2 separate regions of the Mus musculus genome follow, and region 1 is linked to region 2. The links are chromatin loops, found by intact Hi-C in ENCODE. Cell type or tissue: heart. All regions are shown on one strand. Region 1 holds the start of D830031N03Rik (RIKEN cDNA D830031N03 gene). Region 2 overlaps Macf1 (microtubule-actin crosslinking factor 1).

Region 1 (2,500 bases), 54 kb before region 2:
AGAAACTCTAATAAGACAAACAGGTTTTCCCTCACAGGCTAGCAGCCTCATAACTGCAGAAAGACAAATGATATTATTTAATCAATAAACATAAAACAAATACTTGTATGGCTTCTGGTTTTACTTTTCTAAAGCCCTTTCAAATTCAGTCAGCAAAAAAATCGTTTGATATTGACAAGTCTTATTCAATATCTAGTTTCACTCGATTCGCACCAAAGCTGAGTTGGAAGCAGAAAATGTATACCAACTATGTCCTTTATAACAATGGCACACCCTCTCTAGCCTTCAAGTATGGTCCAAGCTCCTAAGAATTCCTTTCATTTTATCCTGTGTTCAGCCCTAAAGAGTCCAGCTGGTCTGAATTAGCCATTCGTCCTCTCTAGTTGGGTGTTTGCATTTGAACAGGGCTGGTCAGCGGATATTCCTGCAACTTTAAACACAGGAAGTCCTTCATTCGGGGCCAGCTTGGGGCTTCCTGTCTCCAAAACATCATGGCATTGTTGTGGCTTCCAAGCCAACACTGTATCGTGGCCGCAAAACAAGGCGAGTGGAGGCCCACGCTGGGCCTTTCAGAAGGCGGGCAGGCTGCGGCAGCGGCCAAGAGGCAGTCTGGACTCACTTAGCACCGCCCGCAAACCCGCGCCATGCCTCGCGCCCCGGAGGGCCAGGGTCGCCTCACCGCAACCTTGCAGGTGGCTCCCGGCGGGCCGGCCTTGGGTCTAGCGCTCAGGAAGTTAGTTTGTCCCTCCGGCAGCAGTAAGTCCCGTGTCCTGTGGGCGCCGCCTCCCCGGCCACTGCAGGTCCCCGGCCCCCAGCCGCCGCGTCGTGGGCTGCATGACAAGCAGTCGCCTCTTTTCTCCACCACGCCGCCGGCCCTGCAGCCGTCCTCCCCGCCCGCAGCTGTCACGGTCCCGGCATGCAAACTTCTGGCCGGGAACAAAAGGCTCCGCTCCGGCCGCACGAGGGGGGCGAGCCCGCCTCTCTCACGCCGCGCGGCCCGCTCACACGCCGCTGGCTGGAAGTGCTCGGGTGGCGGGCGGATCTCCTCCCCCTTCTAGCCCCGCCACAGCCGCTGCCCCGCCCGGGCAGCCCCCTTGGAAGCCCGGGAGCGCGCGGCGCCGACTGCTAGGGAGGAGGACGGGGGCGGGGCCTATAGGGAGCCCCGCCGGGAGGGGAGGGGGCGGAGGCAAGGATTGGAGGCCAAGGCGGCGAGGGAGGGGCTTCCCGGGGTTGGGGCGAGGGACTCCAGCTCATCCCGCACCCCCTCTAGCTCACTCCCTCCTCACCCACGGGAGTAATAGTGTCCCCGCCTGCGAGGGTGAGAGGAGAGGGGCAGTCCTGGTCATGCCGGGCAAATCCCCTGACAAAGGAAAGCCCCGCCCTCACAACGCTGGCCCGGCCCCTCCGCCCCCGCTTCTTTCCAACCGGCGGGATGGGAGCCCAGCCCAAGGGCGAACCCAGAAGGGGCGCCCCCGCCGCCCCCACTACCAGCCGGTAGTGGCTAGGGCCACTCGGGGGCCCCATCTGCCGGTAGAGACGTACGGGCTGGGGTGGGCGGTCTGCACTATCCTAGGCTCCAGCTTTGCCGCCAACGACTATCCCTGTATTTTTCCAATGTCACCTCTGGCGCTGACCAAAGAACAGGCTAGCCTTAAACACAGTCTTTTCTTGGCATGCCAAGGAATTAAGTTAGACTCAGGAACCAAGTTATTGGATAAACTCTAGGCACAGTTTCCCTTCTCAAGTATGTCAGATCTTGGCCCATTTCGCCACCTGGATTTCTCTGCTCAGACTTCAGCGGTCTTAATGACCGGAAAATGGGGTGCGGGTTGCAGGGCAGTGGAGACTCTAGCAGGAACAGCCCATGACCAACACCTGGATTGGCTATAACCGCTGTGCACGTCCAAGGAAATCTGAGCCTCTGAAGGGCTAGATGAAAAGCATGAGTTCATATTTCAAGTCTCAAGAATGAAAATATTAGAGAAATGTGTTACACAATCCTGCAAACTACGTTCTGGATTTTAGGAAAGCTATCTAGAGACCCTGTAATTGTTAAGAAAAGTACAAAGCAACCCAGAAGACTGCCTGCCAGAGGTAGCTTGCATCTCTTTGAGGTGTAATACTTGACTCCCTTTATGATGGTCCCTCGGATTTCATGAGGATGAAAAAGGTCAGTTAAAATGTACAAAGTCCTGTTGGCCCAAGTAGTTAATATAGATGATAAAACTTATGAGAAAGTTATTTCTACTCTTCACACAAACAGTAAATAAAACGAGTCACTGGTGTGTGGAGATTTGGCAGTGAAGCTTGGAGCTAAGCCTTAAACTTACTTGAGGAGCCAGAAACTCCTTGGCAAAAATGAGGTACAGGCTGAAGCCCATGATCAGATTAGTCAAGTAAAAGACAACTTTGCTTGGCAAAATGTTTTATACTTCATTTCTCACTCCTAAAGAAGCTGATCAATTCTACCCACTCAAATACAAAGACTTTCCATCTGTAA
Region 2 (2,500 bases):
TGGCATACATACTTACACTCAGGTCCCCATAAATAAGCATGAAACTTTAAAAAAAACTTTATAAAAGAGATTCTTTTATCTTTTTGTTCTTGCTGTTTTTGTTTTTTAAGACAAGATTTCCCTGGTTGTCCTGGAACTCACTTTGTAGACCAGGCTGGCCTCAGACTCAGAGACCCACGGGCCTCTGCCTCCCGAGTGCTGGGATAAAAGGCGTGACTTATTTACTTCTAGCCTACAGAAAATCCTTACCTACTTACACTCTAGGTCAACAATGAAAAGCACTCCACAAATTGTGCAAGATTAGACACTAGGCAAGAGAGAAACAAGAGACAGACCCTAGCTGCTCAGTATAAAATAGATATCAAATTGGTAATTTAAAGCCATACTTTGGGCTCTCTCTCAGAGAATAATTTCAAGGAGAAATAGTCAAAGGTTCCGGACCCCCAGGAGTATAATAATCCTAAAAATTAAGCATAAGTCATCTAAGTTCTGAAAGGGAGATTTGGCCTTTCTAAGAAAGGTTAAATATAAAGACAGATTTGGCAGTAAGGAGAATAAAGGTACGTCAAGGGGCGTGGCGGGAATGGATGGGGAGCTTACCTTGTATGGTTGGAGAGTGTGACTCAGGCTGTCAGCGTCAGTTTCAGTGTCACAGCCCTTGCTGTTCAGAGTAAGACTGGCTCTGCCGACCCAGGCTCTCAGATCTTGAAGTTTGCCTTGCAGTTCCTTGTGCCGATTTAACACTGTGGCCTAGGAAATAAACAGCAAGTCAGACCATCCCTCTCCAGATCTACCCAGGCTTTGTGTGGGCCCTCCCTTAGGAATAAGAACAAGCAAGGCACTAGGGCTGGAAAGATGCCTGGGTGATTAAGAGCATTTGCTGCTCTTACAAAGTACCTGAATTTGGTTCCTAGCACCCACACCAAGCAGTTCACAAACATACTGTATGTAACTCAAGTACCAGGGGCAGGGGTCCCTTCCTTTCTTGCTGGCACCCACACTCACATACACATAGCCCTCAATATACATATACATAATTAAAAATAACCCTTTAAAAAAAAAAACTCACAAAAAAAACCAACACCACCAAACCAAGACACTACCTTTTTTACTTCCACAGCACTCTGGAGGTGGAGGAATCTGGAACTCCAAGAGTCACTAACAGAGTCTAGAGACTTCTGAAGATTTTTGGCATCTTTCTCTAATGCCTTCAACAGCTGAGCAGGAACTTCTTGTGGCTGACTGATAACAATCCGATCCACACACTCCAATTCCTGACTCACCACAGTGGACAGATCTTTTAATTCCCTGTCAAGTTCCTGAGGAAACAGAGTAAAGTTACCCCCAAAGTCAGGGGCAGTGTGGTGCCTGGAGATCAGTACAAGAGCATGTGCCTTTCTTTCCTGAGGCCTAAATTCAACCCCCAGTATAGAGTAGCAATTTTACCTTCTGGGAATCAACTGTGTACACGTGTTAGCTCACCTCTCATCTACATAGGACTTAAAAGATTGGTTTTTTTATGTAGGTTCCTTAGTTTAATCACCAATCAACTAACATTCCTCAGCATTAAACAACATGCATTGTTTTGTCTGAGGCCACCAAATAGAAATAGGAGAGTAGTTAGGTTGGATTCAGGTTTCTGACTCACTGTAACACTCTGTCACTACCTTGACTCCTCTCTAATTATCAATTTTCCTTTTCCTTTTCCTGGCAGCTGACATGTAAAAGTAATGTGCTTCAAGGGAAAACAACCAAAAAGACGACTCTTTTCATCGAAACTCTAAGGGGAAAGAACCAAAGAATATAAAAATAACTGAAAACAGTCTTCCCACTCAACTGTTCTACAGCATTCTTACTTCTCAATAGAGAGGCCAGCAGTGGCCGGTGGAAGAGTGGAACAGTGTTTTGGGGGCATAGCCTCACTTCCATGTTAGCCACCTATTTATACCACATACCGACATTGAGAAACAAGGCAAACTTCTGCAGCCTCAATTTTCTTCATCTTCAATCTCAATGAGTGACTTGGTTTCCCTTTCAAGGTTGCCTTTTGATTCTTTCTAATGGTCTTAAAAGGCGGCAACTATCTATTACCAATTTTTCCTCCCTCCAAAATCCACTGAAAACATTTTTTAGTCATACTATGTCCTACCTCTTTTCTTGCCTGCAACACAAACACTTCAAGAAAGAATGACATTCAGTAATCACCTGTCATCTCATTTAAATCTCACAGTCCATGGAAACCATTTTTTTTACCAAGGTCATCTATAAATTACTCTTCACTGGACTCAGTATCTCTGCCCTCTGTTCTTCCTAAAGGACTTTTTCTTCAGTTTCTTCAGTGATTTTTGCATTCTTTAAACAACAGAAATAGGGCTGGGGATAGGCCTCAGTAGTAAGAGCACTTGTTGAGGAAGCATGGAGACCTGAGTTCAGGGCCATGAACACATGCAGCCCTAGTGTTTCATTCAGAGAGAGATGAAGAACAAGAAGATTGCTGGGG

Evidence for each region. Peaks named below come from ENCODE experiments on the same cell type or tissue, not always from the same donor. Only the 100,000 strongest peaks of a DNase experiment are listed, where the experiment ranks them.
Region 1: it touches region 2 in a loop (2.3-fold over the local background); 3 of 42 quality-filtered maps call a loop at or near these places.

The regions. Positions count from the first base shown.
Region 1 is chr4:123,410,885-123,413,384 of GRCm38, forward strand. The region is part of intron 57 of Macf1 (microtubule-actin crosslinking factor 1); the gene reads right to left. D830031N03Rik (RIKEN cDNA D830031N03 gene) reads right to left here and starts at 1,027. Exons shown (of 1, transcript NM_001167918.1): 1 at 1-1,027. In heart, a CTCF peak has its summit at 1,533 (motif pointing right); DNase peaks (open chromatin) are centred at 467, 1,287 and 1,827; H3K4me3 peaks cover 2,138 bases; H3K27ac peaks cover 2,279 bases.
Region 2 is chr4:123,464,756-123,467,255 of GRCm38, forward strand. Macf1 (microtubule-actin crosslinking factor 1) reads right to left here. Exons shown (of 98, transcript NM_001199136.1): 38 at 1,104-1,319; 39 at 601-750. Among named protein-coding and RNA genes, the nearest start is that of D830031N03Rik, 54 kb to the left of the region's middle. In heart, no CTCF peak of the experiment used is centred here; a DNase peak (open chromatin) is centred at 1,266.